3 separate regions of the Homo sapiens genome follow, and regions 1 and 3 are each linked to region 2. A link is a loop called in an ENCODE intact Hi-C map of the cell type or tissue named here. Cell type or tissue: A673. All regions are shown on one strand.

Region 1 (8,000 bases), 97 kb before region 2:
TTCCAAATTAGTTTAAGTTCTGCATATGTATGTTTCCATCACATTCTCCACTGATTATTCATTTATTTATTTAAATCCTTTATTGAGCGCCTTCTATGAGCCAAGTTCTGTTCTGGAAGAGAGGATTCCAGCAGTGAACAAACAGAAGTCTCTGTTCTTACAGAGCTTATATTATGTTGAACAGAAATAAATAATGAACAAATAAGAATATAATACCAGGTAAAGAGTTCTAGGAAGAACAAAGCAGGGTAAAAGCATAAGACTAATGCCTGGCAGATGTAATTTACTTAGGGTGACCAGGAAAGGCCTTACTGAGAAGAAAGCATTAGGGCAGAGATTTGAAGATATGAGGGAGTGAGTTTAGCTAGGGGAGGAGCATTCTGTGCTGAAGGAACCGCAGCTCCAAAGGCTCAGGTGGGTGCATGCCTGGCATGTTCAGGAACAAGGAGGGCATTATGAGCAGAGTAGATGATTGAAGGGGACGGTGGTAGGACATGAAGTGCCAGTGGTTGTAATGAATAGGCAGATCATATAGGGCTTTCTGGACCATAGTGAGGACCTTAGCTAATTACCCTGAGTGTGTTGAGATGCCATAGGAGGGGAGTAGTAGGGGAATGAAGTGATATGACTGTGATCACTATGGCTACTCGGTAGAGAATAGTCTGCAGGAGAGCAAAGGTGAAAATAGGGAGAATAGTTAGGAAATTTGCCATCATTGAGATGAGAGCTGATGGTGGCTTGGACTAGGGTGGTTGAGGTGAGAAATGTTCAGATTCTGGATATATTTTTGAAGACAGAACCTATAGTATTTGCTGATGAATTGGGTGTTGGGTGTATGGACAGTGAGAAATAAGACTTTAAGGTTTTTGGCCTGAACTCATGTCAAGATATAATGGGGTGAGAGAACAGGAGAAATAGGTTTGGGGTAGTGCAGTGGGAGTAGTACAGTGAATGCAGTGGGGGAAGTACTCAGTAGCTCAATATTAGACGTGTTAAGTTTGAGAGGCTTACTGGAAATCTGAGTGGAGATATCAAATAGCCAATTGTTTATATGAATGTAGATCTCAGGTTAGGTTTAAGCTGACTGTCAAGTTGAAGAAGATTATTGAGGGATTTGAGAGAGAGAGAAAGGAATGGAATAATCATCTAGGACAGTAGGAAAATGAATTGACAGAAAAGTTTGAGTAGTATTGCTACTCAGTTGTGGTCAATGATCATGAAATCAGGTTGAGATCAGAGTCAGCAAAGTATATGCTTTTCTGCTACTGTAGGTTTTATCAGACAGTTATGAAAGAGGGAGGGAAGGGCAAGGCAGTAATTATAATGATGGGCCATTTAAAGTTAAGATGGATAAGAAAGTAGGGGGCCTGGGCACAGTGGCTCATGCCTGTAATAGCACTTTGGGAGACTGAGGTGAGTGGATCACTTGAGGTCAGGAGTTCGAGACCAGCCTGACCAACATGGTGAAACCCTGTCTCTACTAAAGAATACAAAAAAAAAAAAAAAATAGCCAGGTGTGGTGGCGTGCGCATGTTTTCCCAGCTACTTGGGGAGGCTGAGGCACAAGAATCACTTGAACCTGGGAGGCGGAGGCTGCAGTAAGCCGAGATCATGCCACTACACTCTGGGACAGAGTGAGACTCTGTCTAAAAAAAAAAAAAAAAAGGCGTAAGGGGATGAGTGACAGTAAAAAGATGGTAGAGTGAATGGATAGGAGGTCCCTCTGTGTTGAAAGAATTTGTGGAGGCAGAGTATTACAGATTTTAAGTGGGAATTATTCTCCCAGTGATGCCACCTCACTTTGTCTCCAAATCTCCCAAGAACAACAGATGTCCAAAAAGGCCAGACAGAAGCCAGGATAATTTAAACATCAGCTTTATTCCTGTTTACAGGCTTGAGAAAACTTAACATCAGCTGTCATGCCCTCTGTCAGTATGTATTCATGTACCAAAAATCATTCATGGGTACCTACTCAGAGCAGCCTCTCCTTTGACTTCCCTGTTTTGCTCAGCATTTTCACCACTCTTAGAAGTTCTGACCTTTCTTATTGTGGTCTTTATCACACTAATGTGTAGATTTTGTTTTTATTGTTACCCTTTTCATGTTATTGCCAGTTGGTGAAAACCTTTGTCTTGAAGGGAATATGGGAATTGATCATAGTAGTTTTTCACCATCTTTAAACCTTGCACCTAGAAGTTAATCAGCTTCAAAAACTGGATATTTACCTTAAAAAGAACAAAAAAGCCAACCAAACCAAAAAGAAAAAACAATTGGGAGTTCCCTGTACACGTATATACACATCCCTCACTAGACAATGAGCTTGTTTAGGGCAGGGTCAGTACATTATTCATAGTTTTTCTCAGCTTCTCCCACAATGCCTGGTAATATAATAGGTTAAGATATTTGTTGTCTGAATAATATGTTATTACAGTAACTCTTCACTTATCTGTACTTTTCATGTCACTTGCCTCTTTGAATCATATCTCAGAGTTAGGAAGAAAGCAATTCCACTTCTGGGACTTATCCGAAGAGAAATGAAAATATGTCTACCCAAAGACATGTTCATAGCAGAATTTGTTATTCATGATAGCCCCGAATTGGAAACAATTCAAATGCCTATTAACTGACGAATGAATAAACAAAATGTAGTGTGTACATTTAACAGAATACTACTCACCAATTAAAAGGAACAAACTACGATAAACGCTATAACATGAATAAGTGAAGCTAGATGTAAAAAGCTGCATATTGTCTGATTCTCTTTTATAGGAAATGTCTAGAAAAGGCAAGCTTATTGATAAAGAGAGCAAATCAGTAGTTGCCTAGGGCTTGGGAGTAACAGCAGGATTAACTGTAAATGGGCACAAGGGTTTGGGGTGATGGAAATGTTCTAAAGCTGGATAGAGTGAATAGTTTCACAACTCTAATTTACTAAAATTATTTTTCACTTATGGGTAAATTTCATGGTAAGTAAACTGTACCTTAATAAAGCTGTAAAAAACCAAATGATTTTGAACAACTAGAAATGTATTCTAGAATAAATGAAGTTTATTCAGAGAAAAGCATTTTGGTTCTCCTATGACCAAACTTGTTGAGTCCGGTTAGGCAAAATTGTAACAAGTATATTTTCTAACACACTGTACGTTAAAAGGAACTCTCATCAGGAGCAAATGATAATTGATAGAGAAATAAAAACTCTTAAGTATAGCAGGCAAGGACCATTTAATGTCAGATTATCTTGTACAAGTCAGTAGCATCTGAGGCCATCTTGACATAAATAAATCTGTATAATTATCAATTACAATGATGACATCTAATCAGTAAGAAAAGCTTGATTTATGCCTGGTCTACTGGTTTTGAAAGTAAGTTAATCACATATTAGAAAGGTTTTAAAAAATTATTAAAATTGAATGTAAAGGAACTAACCTATTTATATTTCTATTTGTAATGGAAAATAGTGCCATTAAGTGAGGTAAATTGTGTTATCATTAATGCAATGTGATACCCTTTATACAAAAATGTTACACTTGACCAACCCCACTATACCACGGTATATAATTAGTGATTTTTGTAGTACTGATGATAAAATTAATTTCAAAGTTTGCTTTAATTTGACCATCTATAGCCAGAATCTTAAATTTCCAAAAGTTTTAGCTGAGGCACATTAATGTGCTCAGGTGGTGAAATAGAAATTATTTTAATCTATATTGCTGAACTTGATATTAATTGTGTCAGTTACCTATTGCTGCATAACAGGTCACCTCTAAATTTCATGGCTTAAAACGACAGCAGCTTGTTTCTTATGATTCTGTGGGTTGACTGGGTAGTTTCTCTGCTGGTCTCACTGGTTTTAGGTTACCGCAGTGCATTCCACTGGTGCATTCTGGGGGATGGGCCCAGCTGGAACAGCAGGGATGCTGAAGTGCCCTTTCTCTATGTGATACGATATCTCAGGCTTCCTCACATACAGCACGTCAGGGCAGTGTTCCAAAAGAGCAAAATCAGAAGTTACAAGACCTTGCCCTGGACTTAGAAGTGACTCGTTGTTTCTGCTGCTTTCTGTTGGTCAAAGCAAGTCACAAGGCCAGCCAAGATGGGAAGGGTGGGGAAAATAGACAACAGTGCTTAATGGAGGCAGTAGAGTTCTATTGCAAGGAGGCATGGACACAAATTTTAAGTTTTTTTCTTTGCCTTTCAGTTCTTTAATAGAAAACTCTTTGTGCATTCCAGAATTAATTTAAACAGAAGACTAGCAGTGTGAACTTAGAGAAACATAACCTTAATTATAAAGTGAAACAGTTGAATTAGATTTTTTAGAAGTTTAAGTCTGTGTAATTGATTATAATATAATTAAATACAAATGTTTTCTTTAGCTTGTCCCTACGCTACTTTTATGTCATTGTATAGCAACTTGAATGTTGAAGTGTATTGAAGAAGTGTTTCAAGTTTTGGAATCTCATAGACCCGGATTGGCATCTTACCCTTTTCTGGTCTGTTTCTGTATCTGGAAAATGAGGACTAAAATGTATTTTGATTGAGAAGATGAAAACCATCTGGAGATGGATGGTGCTGATGGTTGCACAGCAGTGCAAATGTGCTTAAAGTCACTGAACGGCACACTTTGAAAAGGTTAACATGGCAAATTTTATGCGTATTTTACCACAATAAAAAAAGTAATGTACCTTGAAAAAGTATTAAGAGGATTCAATTTAGTATACATCTTAAACACTCAGTAATTCAGTAATGCATATTTTACTAGGCTAGTGTTAGGATAACCAACCTTGCTTGCTTGCCTGCTTGCTTGCTTGCTTCCTTCCTTCCTTCCTTCCTTCCTTCCTTCCTTCCTTCCTTCCTTCCTTCCTTCCCTTCCCTCTTTCCTGTCTCCCCCTCCCCCTCCCTCTTTCCTCCTCCCCTCCCTTCCCCTCCCCTTGTTGCCCAGGCTGGAGTACAATGGCACAATCTTGGCTCACTGCAGCCTCCACCTCCCAGGTTCAAGTGATTCTCTTACCTCAGCCTCCAGAGTAGCTGGGACCACAGGTGGCTAACCTGCCATGCCGGCTAATTTTTGTATTTTTAGTAGAGATGGAGTTTCACCATGTTGTCCAGGCTGGTCTTGAACTCCTGACCTCAGGTGATCCGCCCACCTCGGCCTCCCAAAGTGCTGGGATTGCAGGCGTGATCCTCCGCACCTGGCCTGGATACATTTTCCTAAAATATATTTACTACAGTTTCCTCAGAAAAATGCATTTTTGAAATATTTACTGCCAGTATAATCACTTTGTATATGAAAAAAGAAATACACTACAAAAGATTTTAAGTAGGAGTCTAAGGTTCTTTTAAAACATGACTATTCTTTGTGTTAATTAGAATTTTTAGGTAATCTTAAGAGATTTGCTTATATTTGATATGCATATGTCAGTCTCTATGGTTGCCACTCATTTCTTTTATGCTTTCCTTTGCTGGAAGGACATAATGTGAAGTATTTTACCCAACTTTGGGGATTTTATTCAAGGGATTAAATCAATTTAGAAACTCATTTGAGACATGAATTTATACCTACTGTCAAATTCATTTATGGCTAGCAATGAAATTTTAAAATTGGTAGTATCTACTCTCCCTCACTGAAGAGAAGTGAGGTGAGGGAGTAAGCTGTGCTCAGAAATGTTGAAGAGCACCCCAGACATGAGAAAGAACAAATGCAAAGGCTCTGCGATGGGAACATACTTGGTGAATGCAAACACAGCAGGAAGACCAATATGATAACTATACTGAGTGAGGGTGGAGGAGCATGAAAGAAGATGAGGTCTTAGAGATAGACAAGGGCTTTGATTTAGACTTTATTCTGAGGCACTGGTAATTATTTTTTTATTCTAATTGTGAGGTGAAACTGTTGGAATTAAAAAATGATTTTTGTATTGAAATAATGTTAGAGTTATAAAAACTTTGCAAAAATAGTATAGAGAATTCACCTGTATTCTTCACGTGCTGTTAAACATCTTGCATAACATCAGTGGAATCAGTTTTTTTAGGGTAGTGTGTTGCTTTAAAATGTTCACTGTGGCTGGGCGTGGTGGCTCATGCCTGTTATCCCAGCACTTTGGGAGGCCGAGGCGGGCGGATCACCTGAGAGGTTGGGAGTTCGAGGCCAGCCTGACCAACATGGAGAAACCCCATCTCTACTAAAAATATAAAATTAACTGGGTGTGCTGGCGCATGCGTATAATCCCAGCTACTCGGGAGGCTGAGGCAGGAGAATTGCTTGAACCTGGTAACAGGAGGTTGCAGTGAGCCGAGATTGTGCCATTGCACTCCAGCCTGGGCAACAAGAGCCAAACTCCGTCTCAAAAAAAAAGAAAACAAAAACAAAAAACATTCACTGTGCTGCTGCTATGTGGAGAAGATTGAAGAGGCAAGAGGAGAAATACAGAGACCAGTTAGGGTGCTACCGTAGGAGTCCACATGAGAGTTGATGACTAGGGTGGTAGCTGGGACAGTTTAGGCAGAGATTTACCCAAATAGCATCTCAGTGCACTCTTACTTTGAGCAGCCTGGCCTAGAATATCATACTAAGAATTTGAACAAAGCATTCCTTGAAACCAAACTTCTGAATTTGGTTTTTTTTTAAGAGGAACAAATGCTAGCAAAACTTAGATTAAGAAAAATAATTTATGAATAAGCAGTTTCAATAACAATAGAAGGTAATAATTGAAATGAGTGAATAAAAACTACCCACGTTCCTTTGTATTCAGTGGTTTAGCTCGTAGGCACTGATTCCTTATGGTAATTTGCCATTGCTTTTTCTTTGGAAGAATGAAATACTTTAGGATTTAGAATACATAATAAATTTCAATTTTCTCGATACTTATATTTGTGTGGAAAATGCTTCTTAATTGAACAAAGATTAATTACCAGGATTTTTCAGTATGAAGATAGGTTCTTTGCCATAAGCATGCCTGATATTTATCCTGTTTATTTCCAGTTTTTACATATTTTACTTGAATATTTAGAATAATGACCCATAGCTAGAAAGTTTAAGGAAAGCATTATACAAATTCTTTGCTAAAATATTTGCATGTATCACATGAATATGCTTTTATAAGTATTAGCGTATTGAGGCCGGGTACAGTGGCTCATGCTTATAATCCCAGCACTTTGGGAGGCCGAGGCGGGAGGATCACCTAAGATTAGGAATTTGAGACCAGCCTGACCGACACGGTGAAACCCCGCCTCTACTAAAAATACAAAGAAATTAGCTGGATGTATGGTGCCTGCCTGTAGTCCCAGCTACTTGGGAGGGTGAGGCAGAAGAATTGCTTGAACTCGGAAGGCAGAGATTGCAGTGAGCCGACATCACACCACTACACTCCAGCCTGGGCAATAGAACAAGACTCCATCCCAAAAATAAATAAATAAAATATTAGTGTAGTGAATAGAATCAATTTTTTCTCACAGTAGTACTTTTCTAATGTTCTGTTGTATAACATCAAACAATGTGTTACCTATGTTCTTAGGCCATTTTCTGCTTTTTATTTCCTATAAAACAATGTGATTGAATTAAGAAAACTTGGTTCTAGATATTAATAATTTTTGGTAGTATCTACTCTCCCTCACTTTAGGAACTAAAATGTAGCATTTTTTGTAGTTGAAGCAAGAGAGTTGTAGACACTTTTGTTCTTCATTGTTGTAGTTGACCTCTTTCACCCAGGCTTTATGGAATTTATTTTCACTAAAATGGGGAACGTGATTGCATAGAGATATTGAGAGGATTGTGTGAGAGACCTGTAAAATGTTTGGAACAATCGATGCCTGACACATAATGTATGCTCAGTAAATATCAGCTCTTATTAGAAATACTATGGGTAATAATGGGGAATATTAAAGTTTTATTATATTTATTTTGAAGAAGTGATCTGCAAGCTTCCTTTGTTATTCACTTAATATTTAATGTACAGCTTCTGGCTGTGAGGCATTGCTACATATTCTTATGTACATTATCTTGG
Region 2 (8,000 bases):
GTGTGTTAGTCTATTCTATAGCTCTGATCGGAGTCTTTATCTTAAATGGGAAAGATTATTTTCCCTGTCATGTAACTTTAACAGAAAACGATGCTAAAATTAATTTTAAGACTGCTCTATACTATATGTATGTTATACTATATTTTTATATACTATACACAAAAATGTATAAGATGTAAAGCTTGTATTTTCAAATGTTATTGCAGTATCCAGAACAATTGCGACAATTGCTCTTGGAAGCTTCTGTGCTTTTCCACATGCTGTTCCCTGTCTCTGGAATGGAATGTTCTCTTATTCTGGCTGGCAAACTCCTGAACATAATGTAAACAGTAAGCTCAAACATCACTTGCCCTTTCCTTACCATGCCATCCTGTTTCTTCTAAACCTTATAAATGCCTTTATTATAGTACATATTGAATCATAATGTAATTATTATTTATCTCTGACTCCTTTGATTCTGGGACTGCCTTGAGGTCACGGTCTAGGTTTATTTCATCTTTCTGTCTGTTTAGTCAAATTTCCTACCCTGTGTAACTCTCAGAATCTTACTTTAAGTTAGGAAAGGCCAGTGGCTGGACAGATGCTACAGACCTCCATTGGTACAGATGCCCTTAGCTTCATGTTGGGAACAAGTGGTTCTGTTTCTTTTTGTTCCTGTGGAGAAGCATCAGAGATACAGGCAGCTGGGGATTTCTACACCTGTAATAGCAGCAGCTCAGTGATGACACAGAGACATGTTTTTTTTTTTTTTTTTTTTTTGACAGAAGGCGAAGGGGAAGCAAGGTACTTCTTACATGGCAGAGGGAAAAGGAGAGTTGGAGTGGGGGAGGGGGAGAGGGAGGAGCAGGAGCAGGGAGACGGGGAGGGAGAGGAAACTGCCCCGAAGACATGGTTTCTAAGATTTCTCCCAATGAGACAAATCACTTGTCTGGGATGTCAGGGGGAGAAGATGCAGAATCTGAGCCCCTTGTATAAATAGACAAAAGGTGAAAGCATTGGCAATAGATCAAAAAGGCATTCCACGTAGCAAAAAAATTATTTTTAAATCTGAAAATTTAAGTGAAATGCCAAGAGCAAAGAAGAGAGGCCATCAGAAAAATTTCAAAGTGACTACTCAGGTCATTGTCCTGAAATAAATGATCATTTTATTCTGGTGACTCACCCCTAGCTAGAGTCAGTACTTCATAGAAAAGACAGGAGCTGTGAGACACTTAACTGTAATCTTACCCCTTTACAGAAATGCCTCCTATAGTCAAGCTGGTCTGATGATCTCATGTCATCATGCACAAGGATTAGCAAGCCTTGAAATTTTATCCTGTCAGTGTAACTCCTCATCTAGTCTCAAGATTGCACTGGCAGTTCTTTCGCAGCTGATCGTACAGGGAGGACCAATAAGGCTCATAGAACACCCTTGGAGAATGAATGCCTCTGCTGCTGGAGGTCACAGCACCCAGAAAGTGACTAGAGGGAGCAGCTGATACCTGCTCTAGTGAGTTGTGCTATTCCTGTCACATCCTTGCAGAGGTCCAAGGGTTGCTGGCAAGTGAAGGAATATCATGCCTGTAGTTTGAAGGATAGATCACTCAACTCTCAACTATTCTCTCTTCAGCTGTGAACCATACAACGTTTTTGAAAAGCAAAGTCTGAACATTTGCATTCTATACAGAATATTACAGTTGGAAAATAGGTGTGGTGTCTAGAGAAATGCTTCTAAATGCTGCAAGCCACCCTATGTGAAGCCTAGTCTAGAAATCTGCTTTGCTTCATTTATTAACTTCATTGTATCTTTGGAAGTAGAAGTTCTTAAAAGTGTGTACAGAAGATGAGTCCTCAGCATGAGTTTCACTGCCTGTCTGTGTGAGAGGAAGTGACCTTGAGAGCAGCTGTAGCCCTAGGGGGACACCCAGGTAGAGGTGCTCACAACATGCTCTGACACCCGGTATGGCTGCATTCCCAGCTTAAATGATCACATCTGCTCTTGGTTTTTTCACTGTTTACAAAATCTGATTTCTTTAAAGGGAAGGGATGGAAAAGGTAGTCAATGCTCCTCTGAGCACCCAAAGCATCCCTCCACAAGAACAAAGAGGAAAAATCATTACTTGCTCCCAACATTACACAAAGCGCATCTCTACCAATGGAACTCTGCAGTGTCGGTCTAGCCATCAGCCTTTCCCACCTCACAGCATATTTTCTGTGGGGGTAATTTATTAGAGGGGAATTTGTTCCTTTTTACTCTTTTTACTCTTCAAATTAGTAATAGAACCCCTCATGTCATTCTAAGTGACTTAAGTTTTAAAGGGAACCAGAAAAGGAGAGAATATGCTATTGTGGCACTTCTAAAATGCAGAGTGTCCTCAAAGATGGTTATAGTGGGTAATGGGTTTCATATAAATTGCATACTAGAGTATCTCCATTTCCTCTTTTAATTTTTTAATTGGTTTTTTAAAGCTTGATATGCTGAGTTAGTTTTCATTTAAAAACAATGCTTGAGTAGGAAAGTTAAAGAAATAGAAATTGCCTGTTTTAATCTATTCATCCTGGCAGCAGGTATGTATTGTATCTGTCCAGAGTCCAAAACGTCAGCTCCCTCCACTTGCCTTCCCCATTTCACATAAACTATAAAAGTTAGAAATAATATATTATGTCATATCCTAACATCAGTTCAATGAATATAGTTTTTAAAATACCTACTATGTGCTAGATACTGAGGACAGAATGATAAAATACAAAACAAAGCTAACTAAAAACACAGTTTAACTAGTCTTGTCTACGATTACCTGCCCTAACTATAACTTCATTTAAGGGGAGATACTGCTAAAGGGAGTTCCTTCTGTGACTGCACACTCTGATACCAATATGTGACTTCTCCCTGGCTACAACTGATTAAATGAGGGAAGAAAACTGATCCAAGGGGAGTTAGTCCAATAGCTTGTAAATGGTGGGTTCTTATCAGAGTTTTCTCACTAAGTTAGAACCAAGAGGCTGAGGGTTGTGGGGGCTACTTAAGCAGAAAGTTTCATGGAGTATGGACTGTGCACCATTGTGAAGTTTCCTGTATTTCCACAGGCTGTGGGGGCAGAGAGCATCAGAGTGCTGATCAGGAAAAAAGAATGAGGCAGATGCAGACAGAGAAGCAAAGAAGCATGAGAGGATGAGAATTAGGAAGTAGACTCTTTTTTCATTTTAATTAATTTGACTAGATTATATTTCTTGCAATCAAAAGGGCCCTGTGCAGAGAAGGTCCTTATCTTCGTTCATTTTTTGTTGCTATAGCTGAATACCCGAGACTGGGTAATTTATAAAGTAAAGAAATTTATTGCTTACCATTTTAGATGCTGGGAAGTACAAGGTCAAGGGTTCTCATCTAGTGAGGGCCTTCTTGCTAGTGGGGTCTCTGTAGAGTCCTGAGGTAACACAGAGCATCACATGGTGTGGGGGTGGGATTCACCAGAGAGAGCCAAACTGACTTTTATAACAGACTCACTTTTGTGGTAACTAACCCACTCCCTTGATAGCCCATCAATCCATTAATCTAGAAATAAATTCATTCACTCATGAGGGCAGAGCTCTTGTGAACCAATCACCTCCCAGAAGTCCCACCTCTCAACACTGCTGCACTGGGGACCAAATTTCCAACACATGAACTTTTCGGGGACACATTCAAGCCACAACAGTCCTCAATAAATATTTGTTGAATCAATAAATACACAGGACATAGTGTCCTAAATGCTTGGCATGTACATGAACCAGATTTGGTCCTTGATGTCACAGAGCTTATAATATAGTGGAGGAGACAGACTTTACATGTTTGATCTTGACTGTAAAACTAGGGTCACTACTCATCATCTGATGAAGGAGGCAGACAGTAAAACAAATAACAACTATTCAACATGGTAACGTCAAAACTGAACAGAGGCTCAAGTGAAAGTTTCAATGATAGTAACCATGGCCAATGGATAGGTGAATGCATTGGAAAATTAGTATGATGCCATTAGCAAAAACATAAATTGCACTTAACTAAAGTTCATCTGGCTGAATTCTTTCCTTCCTTCCTTCCTTCCTTCCTTCCTTCCTTCCTTTCTTCCTCTATCTTTCTTTGGTTTTGAGATCTGTCTATAGTATTGTGCTAGTGCACATATTTTAATTTGGTGCAAGGCATGCTTAACAGAGTAAGTGAAAAGCTATAAAGGTTAGAGCGTGTATTAGTTTCAATGACGAAGGAGTAATAAATCATTTTGTCAGGTTGCACTCTAACATTCAAATTCCATTTTTATTATGGCTAACTAGCCAAGCATTTATAATTCTGAACTCCACAGAATGGGGAAAAAGTGTATTAACTTATAATAGATCATTGAGCTTGTTAAATGTACCTTTCCTAATTCGTACTTTTTCCCTTTTGCTGAGAAAAATGCCTTTCTGAATATATAATTTTTACAGGTCATTGGAAAGGAGTACTGCACAACAGGATTATTATAATGTGCTAAAAGATGGCACTTGTATCTCATTGCCACATAGAGAGCTCATGTGAAAACTCTTTGATCTTTGCTGGCTTTTTAGCTGAAAAGATTTGGAAATCTTTTTGGCACTGGCAAAAACAGAACTGTGGTAACTGTTTATAGTTGGTTGATTTTTAGCAATGGGTAAGAATGTCTTTGTTGAATCCAGTTTATTAATACGTAATGGGCAACATGTTGCCTTAAAGGCAAAAGCATATTTTTCTCATATCAAAAAGCTCCCTAAATTTTTGCCAATATCCAAAGATATTTTAAGATGGTCTTCATTTTCTTTTTCAGTCTGTCCTATGCTGAGAAAAAAAAATTACAACCTCTGAACTTCAGCAGTTTTTTAGGTAAAAGGAATTTTTCATGATGTGATTGATATAACTACTCAGCTGGACATAAGCTTTCAAGGGCTAAGTCCATTTGCCGATTTGTTTGCATTTCCTACTCCAACTAAAATAATTCAAAGACATGAAGTGTCTATTGTGGAAAATGCATGAATAATGCAAAAGTCATTCTCAAGTGACCTATCAGAAAGGCCTACCAGAAATGCAGTTACTGCTTTCTAATAAAATCATGAAAAACTTTTTTAAAAAGTATAACCATCTTGAATTTGTTGAGGCAATTATAAGAGAGTATATAAGGGCAAGTTTCTCCAAAAGCGGTTCTGTTTGTTTTGTTTTTTTTTAATAATTCCCATCAACAGCAATCTGTTTTCTCATTGTAGTAGTATAGGTGTTAACATAAAAGCTCAAACAGCTTGGGAGAAAAAAAAGGATATAGCAAACCTAACTGATAACTTTGCTAGTTTCAAATCATTATGATGGCCATTCATAGATGACTGAAATATTTAACATTTGAAGTAACAGAATTTTGACTTATGTTTTCATGGTTTAAGAGTTTATATTTCAAATTTTTTCACATAGTCTGTTTATAACAGTATATAAAACATGTATTAACTATATAAGTTAATAAAGTCATGAACTGATGGCCATTTTTTGGTCTTATTCATATAGTATAGGCTGTTTTGTGAATTAATCCCCTTCCCATGTGTTTGAATTCCCCACTATGTAAGGCTTAGTGGTGTTAGCATGATCCAAGGGTGGGATTTTCAGCCCTCTGACATCAAAAGGTGAAGCAGAGGACACAAAAACCCTCACTGCATCTTCCCTAGACTGGCCAGAACCACTCCATGGTCAGTGGACTCCCTTAATAGGAAGGAATGCTGGTCAGTTGTCAAAGAGCAAAAAGGGAGGGGTAGTCATGAGGTTGGTTGTAATCAGAGGTGCAACAGGTCTTTCCAAAGGGCTGGTTTCTGTTTAACTCTTAGGAAAGAACACCTAATGGTAGTTAGTGAGGAGGGGGTATAATGAGATGTGCCCAACCTCCCATCCCATCATGGCCGGGAACTCAGTTTTTAAGGTTTCCCTGAAGTCCTCTTGGCCAGGAGAGGGTCTGTTTAGTCAAATGTGGGGGGGGAGCTTAGGATTTTATTTTTATTTCCAAGTTATAATGTTGGACCATCAGAGCATGAATACAGGTTGAGTCTTTAATCTGTAAATACTTAGCAATCACCTTCTTCTCAGTAACTTTCTCTGAAGGTTGCTGATAAGCCAGTGTTCTTGATGTTTGCCCACTTACCCCTCAAGATGAGGAGTGAAGAAATTAGATTGCATTGCCAGGAATTTCCTAGAAGAAAAGGTTTTGAGGATGCATGACCTATGAGGGTGCTGAGGACCCCTTTCCACCAAACATGGACTAACTTCTGGGTTGCTCTTTCACATCTATTGTCTTGTTCGACGTACACAGAAGTGCAGAGCACAGCCGCAGCCCTCACAGCATCATCTATCTAGGTTCTGAATCCTGAATGGTCTGAGGCTCTCCTAGAGCTGAGATTCTCCTTTGCAGTTCCAGTGGAGAAAAGCACTTTCTTTGCCGAGGCAGTGTAACTTCCTTGTTCCCAAGGCTCCAACTGTTGTGGGCACATATGAGTATACATTAACATCCATGCCCAATTTATAATCACTGTTTTCCCCACATGTGTACTCAGACCTCCAAGCTTCTGAAAAATATTTCCTCTCATCTCTCAAAGAATTTTAGTACATTTGCCTGGATGCAGAAACACAAATCATGCTGGCTTTCCTACTCAATCAAAAACTGTAGCTTGAGTGGGGTGGCAAGGGTTGTCCCACAGCAGGTTTACTTGGACTCCAAAATGATGTAGAGTTTAGTGAGGCAGCTCCTTGAGTTTGAACTTAGAGCCCTTTTGGCTACCAGGGCACCTGCAGTCCTCCAAGATAGTAGAGTCTGAACCAGTTAAAGAGCCAGCTACCACAGCTTTGCAGAAACCACTGTTTCTCCTTAACTCTAGGGCTCAGCGGTTGAACTCCTTAGAATAAAACTTTCTGTCTGCGACCCTATCATTTTCTTTTGTATTTTGGCCTTCACTGAATTCCCACCCCATCCATTCCAACAGACTTGGTTATACGTGTCTGAACACCAAATGTGACAGAATTTGTGGCCTTGGATCAGGAGGCTATTTGGCCCTTATCTAAATCGGTGGCTGAGAATGGATTCCAGGGAAGTGTTTTTCTTAGGAGTACCCAAGAAGCTCAGCTCAGGTTGGGCTCCCTGTTCTATTCTGAGAACTACAAATCAAATTCAAAATGGAGCACAGAAAATTCTCATTTCTAGTTGACTTATTTGTATTTTGGTGTCCTGTGCCCTAAATATCTTCTCAAGGAAACCTTGGCTTTAAAAGTGATTGTTTACTTAAACAAATAAAACAACAACATACAAGAAAAGGCAGTAAATCCGAGCGTCCATCAACAAATGAATCAAAAAACAAATGAGATATATATGTACGGTGGCATATTATTCAGCCTTAAAAAGGAAAGAAATTTTGACACATGAGACAATATGAATGAACCTTGAAGACATTAATTATGCTGAGTGAAATAAGCCAGCCACAAAAGAACAGATATTGTATAATTCCTCTTATATTAGGTACCTAAAATAGTCAAATTGATAGAAAGTAGAATGTTGGTTGGCAGGGGCTGGCAAGGAGAGGGAAATGAAGAGAAGGTGTATGAAGGGAACAGAGTTTCAGTTGGGGAAGACGAAAAAGTTCTGACAGTGGATGATGGTGGTTGTTGCACAGCAACATGAATGTACTTAATGCCACAGAACTGTATGCTTAAAAATGGTTGAAACGGTAAATTTGATATAATGTGTATTGAACCTATTTCCAGATCAAAACAGAGAGATCTACATTCCTTTTGGTGGTGTCAAAATAAACCATTATCTTGAAATAGCCTAAATGTGTTATGTGTCCTATTGAACAGTCCGATTGCATTCTTCAAAAAAATACAGTAGTGAACATCTGAATATATATATTTGAGCACTTGGATAAATATATATGCTTTAAAAAGTCCCAGAAATGTGGTACATTATCATATAACAGTTGTACCAGTTGACACTCCCATCTGCGATATATGATCC
Region 3 (8,000 bases), 130 kb after region 2:
ATGTGAGCATTACTTCAATTTAGAGACACCTAATTCCTAAAATCATTCTTTACCTTTTGTTTTTTGAGACGGGGTCTTCCTCTGCCTCCCAGTCTGGAGTGCAGTGGTGTGATCACGGCTCACTGCAGCCTGGACCTCCTGGGCTCAAGCAGTCCTCCCACCTCAGCCTCCCAAGTAGCTGGGACTACAGGCATACCCTACCACGCCTGGCTAATTTTTGAATTTTCTTGTAGAGAGGAGGTTTCACCAGGTTGTCCAGGCTGGTCTTGAAATCCTGGTCTGCAGGAATCCTTCTGCCTGGGCCTTCCAAAGTGCTGGAGTTACAGGTGTGAGCCACCGCACCTGGCCTCATTCTTTGCCTCTAAGTCTCACTTTCATTCCCATGCCTATTTTGACTAAATTAAATGTCTTCGATTTGTTCAGTTGGTTAGAGGTTAAGACTGCTAACCAAGCATGTGAACTTTCAGTGGTAATCCTGCAAAGACTTAAAGTCTGTGGCTTTGGTAGGCAGTTTTGTCATAATGAATGAACGGTTTGGTAGTACATTACGGGTTTGTATAAACTTCTTGAATAGCAGAGCTTATAAACTATTCAGAATCAAAACACCAGGTAAACAGTGGGAAGAGACAGTAGGCCCACCCTATTTTCTTCCATAATTCCAGAACCTTAAAGCAGCAGAAGCCACAATGACTAGCGGGTGATGTGCACCTTGCTGGAGTCTGAATCAGTATGGGGAGACTGTCAAGCCAGTATAGTTTCCAAAAGAAGTTTAACGCCTATGACTGTGGACCAGCTCCTCTGGCATTCACCTGACCAGTGGAACTGCAAAACTGATTTTTTTCAATATATTGTCTGTCCAGGCTGCTATAACAAAATGAACTGGCTGGCTTAAAAAAACACATTTATTTCTCATAGTTCTGGAGGCTGGGAAGTCCACTATCAAAGTGCTGGCAGATTGAGTGCCTGGTGAGGGCCTTGTTTGTTGGTTTACAGATGGCTCGCTCTCACCGTGTTCTCCCATGGCAGAAGGGACGAGCAAGATACTGGGGTCTCTTTTATAAGTGTACCAATCTCAAAAAGGAGGTCTCTGCCCTCATGACTTAAACCCTTCCCAAAGGCCTCACATTCCTAATACCATTACCTTGGGGGTTAGGATTTCAACATAATTTTAGGGAGAGCAGGAGGGGATATAAACATTCGGACCATAGTAATAATCTCTAAAAATAGTTTTTCATAGATCGGTGTGAAATCTGATGTGTGCTGAGAAATCTGTTGAGAGGGAGGGAGAGAACTTGGCTTTGGCAAGAATGGGGTTTGAAGGACACAAGGGTGGAAGGCTATTCAAAGCTGCGTAGCTGGCAAAAGCTAGGTGCTGCTGGTTGGTCACCTAGGTCTATTCCTTTGGGAACAGGAGGTCACACCTTAGGAAGATGGTGTACCCTGTGCCTTCAGGCAGGTTCAGTTGATCTTCCTTGAAGAAAATGGTGAGACCTCATCAGTCTAGTTTGACTAGACAATCTCTAGTCAATTATTTCCATTTCAGAATTCAGTATTATGACCTCAGTGAAGGGAACAGGATTACAATTTTCCAGTATATTGAGAGCTTGAGGCTCAAAATGGTGAAATGATGCTCAGGCTCCACGCTGAAAGGAAGTAATGAAAAGAAAATGAATTCTACCCATTCTCTTCGAAAGTGGTCCTACTTAGTGCCAACCAATTCCATTTTTATCCTGTAACTTTTCTACCTCTAACAGGTAAACTGATTTCCTGGCAGTTGATTATACACTTGTCATTTGGGGTTCTGTATAAATTTCAATGTTATCTTAGTTGTAAAAACAATATTTTGCGTTTCTGAAATTAAAACTGTTATTAAAACTGTATCATGGAACATTTTCCAGCAAAACAAATATATAATCAACCCATATCTATCCCTTATCAGCTTCAATACTTATGATACAGCCATCCATTTAACAACTACCCAAAGTCCCTGGATTATTATCTCCCCACTTTTTTTTGGTTTCTCTCAGATCCTGGTTACTGGATTATTTTAAAGCAAATGCCAAACATTTTCATTATTAAAAAAAGTCATTAGAATATGCAACAACATCCCCTGCAAACAATTCTTAGTTAATATCAAATTCAAATATTCTGATTTCCCCAACTGTTTCATATATATATGAAATATATCCTACTGTCTCTATAGATCTATGTATATATAAATGTATACAATAGTCTGTTCAAATCAAGATGCAAATATAGCCCACATACTGCATTTGGCTCATGACTGAAAAGCCTCTTTTTCTTTTTCCTTTTAAGCTATACGATACCTTTCTCTGTCTTTTTCATTAAAGAAATCATACCATTTGTCCTACAAAATTTCCCACATTCCCGATTCTTGCCTGCACATTGATTTGTTTTTCTAAACACATTACCTCATCTTATTTATATGACTACCTACTGAAATATTTTTTCCACTTAACAAACGAGTTAATTAGGATAATTAGGATACAGATATGAAGTAAGCAATTTTTCCAAACTCATAGTAAGTACTTGACTACAGGGCGAGAATTCAGTACACCCATTTCTGTGACCAAGAGCTCTTTCTTTTTACCTGAAGACTATGTGTCTTATTTCACAAAGGAGTACTAAAAGCCCCAGAAAACCCTGAGATTTTTGAATTAAAAAAAAAAATTAAGCTATTAGTCCAATTTTATGTTTTATTTATTAGAAGTGATCCATTTATACTGTTACACAGGCACCATTCTTCATGAATGGGAATCTGCTGAGCTCCAATACATGTATGTATCTTTACATGTCTATAGCAGTGTGTGTGCCTGTATGATTTTCTAAATTTATTGTCATACCATTCATACACTTTGAGTATCTGTCCTATTTATTACACTAGATTACAAACTTTTGGATGCGAAATACTTTTAACTTTTCTGCAATTTCTCATAGTCAAACATAACTGACTGATAATTCAGGATATTTTTAGTGAAAACACAAAGGCCAGCTAGACTGTGTGATTCTTATCAAGTACTGAGGTAGAAATGGCATTTTATCAGAAAAATGTGTCTGCTTATTTTTCACTGCCATCTACTGGTACCTGATGTTATTTCTGCTTAAAATCCTTCAGGGAAGCCTATCAGAGGGATTTACACAGAGCAACAAGAAATTATGAAGCCCTAAAAATCCTTTGAGAAAGTTCCTTTCAAAAGAATAGGTGCTACTTTAGCAGGTAGAGCTACCTTAAATTTTACAATAAAAGTTACTAACATCTAAAAGGGTTACTATAATATCAACTACAATGCCTCTAAGCTATAAGGGCTGCAAATTAAACTTATCATTATTTATAATTTTTAAGGCATAAAACAATGAATTTATAATTTCTAGTCAGAAATTCTTATCACAGTAGAGCTCTGGCAAATTAGTTTTAAACACAGTCAACAGTATAATACTTCTGGCTGTTTGTCAATTGAAATACACACTGTGCTTCTACGGGTCAACAATGTGCTAGGTTCTGCCAACACTGCAGGGAATAAGACACATGTGGCTGCTGTCTTCAGAGATGACAATATGGCTGTGTGTGTTTGTGTGGGGAGGTTTCTTAAGTTTATATAAAATACCAACAAAATGATTTTTTTTGTTGTTTTGTTTTTTTTTAGACAGGGTCTTACTCCGTCACCCAGGCTGGAGGGCAGTGGTGTGATCTCTGCTCACTGCAACCTTTGCCTCCGGGTTCATGCAATTCTCCTGTCTCAGCCTCCAGGGTAGATGATTACAGGCACACACCTCCATGCCCAGCTAGTTTTTGTATTTTTAGTAGAGATGGGGTTTCACTATGTTGGCTAGGCTGGTCTTGAACTCCTGGCCTTAAGTGATCCTTCCACTTGGCCTCCCAAAGTGCTGGGATTATGGGCGTGAGCTACTGCACCCAGCCAACAAAATGAATTTTAAAGTTTATTTAATTTCGGTAGTGAAATAGGTTTTCTTTTTGCATCTTGAATTTATTACAAATTAACTTGATAGGATTAATTTATATTAGTTAATTAATACAAATTAACTTTCCAAAGTCTTAACATGAAGATTGAGATTATAGGCCTTTTGATAGATCATGTTATTCATTCTTGAGTTCTTTGGTGATTATTGACAGATGAATTGCTAACATACTAAAAATAACAATATAGTTGATCTTCAAGTAATATACCCAAGTTTTTATAGTAAAACATGAGATACTGCTGTTCCAAGTCTGAAAAATATATATAAACATGTTTAAAATCATTAAACATTTTTTCACTCCTGTCACAAAATAGAAAGTATATTTAAAATATAAAACAAGAAAGCTGGGTTACAGACTGGTAAAGATAAATCTAAGATTTCTCAAAAATAGAGGAAAAATGGAACAGACTTTACCTCATCTTCATAATTTTCATGATAAGAAAGGGAAGATGTTTTGTAAATAAATGATTTTTCCTAAATACATTAAAGCCAACAAATTGTTTCATTTTATTACTTTCAGTTGGCAGTGGCTGCTGAAATATTTTTTTTGTGTGTGTATATGTATTTTTTGCCTTAACGCCATATACTTTATCTAATGACTTGAGAAAGATATTTCAATGCATAGGTGGGACTTTTTGCTAGTTAACTGGCTTCAGAACCATGTTTTAGTTAGCTAATGTTTTACCGCTTGGTAATATAAATAGCCACTTAGAATTCAAGTTTTCTAAGTTTCCAATTTCATATTTTCCAAAAATCAACACTTATTCTTTTAAAGACATTTTACTTCCTCCAAACATTTGAAATAGCAGTTATGACAAAAACATGATTATCTCAATAGATGCAGAAAAGGCCTTCGATAAAATTAACACCCTTTCATGCTAAAAACACTCAAAAAACTAGATATGATGGAACATATCTCAAAATAATAAGAGCTATTTATGACAAAACCACAGCCAATATCATACTGAATGGGCAAAAGCTGCAAGCATTCCCTTTGAAAACCGGCACAAGACAAGGATGCCCTCTCTCACCACTCCTATGTACTGGAAGTTCTGGCCAGGACAATCAGGCAAGAGAAAGAAAGCGTATTCAAACAGGAAGAGAGGAAGTCAAATTATCTCTGTTTGCAGATGACATAATTGTATATTTAGAAAACCCCATCATCTCAGCCCAAAAACTCCTTAAGCTGATAAGCAACTTCAGCAAAGTCTCAGGATACAAAATTAATGTGCAAAAATCACAAGCATTCCTATACACCAATAATTGACAAACAGAGAGCCAAATCGTGAGTGAACTCCCATTCACAATTGCTACAAAGAGAATTAAATACCTAGGAATACAACTTACAAGGGACGTGAAGGACCTCTTCAAGAACTACAAACCACTGCTCAAGGAAATGAGAGAGGACAGAAACAAATGGAAAAAGCATTCCATGCTCATGGATAGGAAGAATTAATATTGTGAAATAGTCATACTGCCCAAAGTAATTTATAGATTCAATGCTATTCCCATCAAGCTACCATTGACTTTCTTCACAGAATTGGAAAAAACTACTTTAAATTTCATATGGAACCAAAAAAAAAAGAGCCCATATAGCCAAGGCAATCCTAAGCAAAAAGAACGAACTATACTACAAGGCTCAGTAACCAAAACAGCATGGTACTGGTACCAAAACAGAGCTATAGACCAATGGAACAGAACACAGCCCTCAGAAATAACGCCACACTTCTACAACCATCTGATCTTTGACAAACCTGACAAAAACAAGCAATGGGGAAAGGATTCCCTATTTAATAAATGATGTTGGGAAAACAGGCTAGCCACATGTAGAAAACTGAAACTGGGACCCCTTCCTTACACCTTATATAAAAATTAAGTTGATAGATTAAAGACTTAAATGTAAGGTCTGAAACCATAAAAAACCTAGAAGAAAACCTAGGCAACACCATTCAGGACATAGGCATGGGCAAAGACTTCATGACTAGAACACCAAAAGCAATGGCAATAAAAGCCAAAACAGATAAATGGGATCTAATTAAAGAGCTTCTGCATGGCAAAAGAAACTATGATCAGAGTGAACAGGCAACCTACAGAATGGGAGAAACTTTTTGCAATCTATCCATCTGACAAAGGGCTAATATCCAGAATCTACAAGGAACTTAAATTTACAAGAAAAAAATCCCATTAAAAGTGGGCAAAGGATATGAACAGACACTTCTCAAAAGAAGACATTTAGGTGGCCAACAAAGATATGAAAAAAAGCTCATCATCAGTGGTCATTAGAGAAATGCAAATCAAAAACACAATGAGATACCATGTCACATCAGTTAGAATGGCGATCATTAAAAAGTGAGGAAACAACAGATGCTGGAGAGGATGTGGAGAAATAGGAATGCTTTTACACTGTTAGTGGGAGTGTAAATTTGTTCAACCATTGTGGAAGACAGTGTGGCGATTCCTCAAGGATCTAGAAATAGAAATACCATTTGACCCAGCAATCCCGTTACTGGGTATATACCTAAAGGATTATAAATAATTTTACTATAAAGACACATGCACACGTATGTTTATTGGAGCACTATTCACAATAGGAAACACTTGGAACCAACCAAAATGCCCATCAATGTTAGACTGGATAAAGAAACGGGCACAAACACACCATGGAATACTATGCAGCCATAAAAAAGGATGCGTTCATGTCCTTTGCAGGGACAGGGATGAAGCCGGAAACCATTATTCTCAGCAAACTAACAGGAACAGAAAACCAAACACCACATGTTGTCACTCGTAAGTGGGAGTTGAACAATGAGAACATATGGACACAGGGAGGGGAACATCAACAATGGGGCCTGTCGGCGGGGTAGGGGGCAAGGGGAAGGACAACATTAGAAGAAATAGCTAATGTAGATGACAGGTTGATGGGTGCAGCAAACCACCATGGCACATGTATACCTATGTAACAAACCTGCATGTTCTGCACATGTATTGCAGAACTTGAAGTATTAAAAAAAAAAAACAGCAGTTGCTTAATGAAGATTGTCTATCAGTTATTAACACAGACCTTTTTGGGGATGATTGCTAACTTTCAGGACCAAAGGCCACTAGGTGATGCACTCAAATGACTACTTAATGCAATCAAGTGGTTGAAAGATGCATTTCTGGAGTCCATACTGATGTAGACCAGTTTGGCGTTGAGACTTTGGCTGTATTTTTGGCTAGTTTCCATTCACAAAATATACCTAGCTGTTTACAAGGGGACTCAGTGACAGTACAAGAATCTAAGTGTAAATTCAGTGTTAAACAGAAAAATGACTCAAGCCAGTGAAACACATTTTTGTGTATGATTAGTAATTTATACTCAGCTTGGTCATTGGCCTAAATTTTGTAATTCTTACTGAAAAGAAACTGTATTAGTCTGTTTTGCATTGCAATGAAGGAATACCTGGGACTGGTTACCTTATAAAGAAAACGTTTATTTGACTTGCAGTTCTGCAGGCTGTAAAAACATGGCACCAGCATCTGCTCAGCTTCTGGTGAGGTCTCAGGGAGCTTTTACTCATGGCAGAAGGCACGGGGGGAGAAGGCATGTCACACAGAGAAGGAGCGAGAAAGAGAGGAGGTGGTGGTGCCAAGTTCCTTTTAACAACCAGCTCTTGCAGGAATAAACACAGCAGGAACTCATTACCACTGGGGAAGGCACAAAGCCATTTATGAGGGATCAGCCCCCATCACCCAAACACCTCCCACCAGGCCCCATATCCAACACTGGGGATCATATTTCAACATGAGATTTGGAGGGGACAAATACTCAAACCATATTACAAACTTCTTCACTAGAAGAATTTGGGTATATGTAAGTAAGTTTTCAGTATATGTGTAAAGTAGAATATTATCAGAAAGGTTATTTACTTTTCATCTTCATTATCAATTTTCTATAGGTATCATAAAAATTTAAAATGCATTTTGTTAATTTAATCTTTTATTATTTCTTAACAGTCACA

Evidence for each region. Hi-C counts contacts between places; a loop is a spot of excess contacts. Peaks named below come from ENCODE experiments on the same cell type or tissue, not always from the same donor. Only the 100,000 strongest peaks of a DNase experiment are listed, where the experiment ranks them.
Region 1: it touches region 2 in a loop (14-fold over the local background); 3 of 110 quality-filtered maps call a loop at or near these places.
Region 3: it touches region 2 in a loop (5-fold over the local background); 8 of 110 quality-filtered maps call a loop at or near these places.

What each region holds. Positions count from the first base shown.
Region 1 is chr2:183,006,287-183,014,286 of GRCh38, reverse strand. The region is part of intron 2 of NCKAP1 (NCK associated protein 1); the gene reads left to right. Among named protein-coding and RNA genes, the nearest start is that of NCKAP1, 28 kb to the left of the region's middle. In A673, no CTCF peak of the experiment used is centred here; DNase peaks (open chromatin) are centred at 3,916 and 4,646; H3K4me3 peaks cover 619 bases; H3K27ac peaks cover 4,252 bases.
Region 2 is chr2:182,908,929-182,916,928 of GRCh38, reverse strand. It overlaps NCKAP1 (NCK associated protein 1), which reads left to right. Exons shown (of 31, transcript NM_013436.5): 31 at 1-7,814. Among named protein-coding and RNA genes, the nearest start is that of FRZB, 46 kb to the right of the region's middle. In A673, no CTCF peak of the experiment used is centred here; DNase peaks (open chromatin) are centred at 888, 1,258, 4,208 and 4,948; H3K27ac peaks cover 5,699 bases.
Region 3 is chr2:182,779,986-182,787,985 of GRCh38, reverse strand. DNAJC10 (DnaJ heat shock protein family (Hsp40) member C10) reads right to left here. Exons shown (of 24, transcript NM_018981.4): 24 at 1-8,000. Among named protein-coding and RNA genes, the nearest start is that of DNAJC10, 68 kb to the right of the region's middle. In A673, a CTCF peak has its summit at 3,127 (motif pointing left); DNase peaks (open chromatin) are centred at 3,095 and 7,665.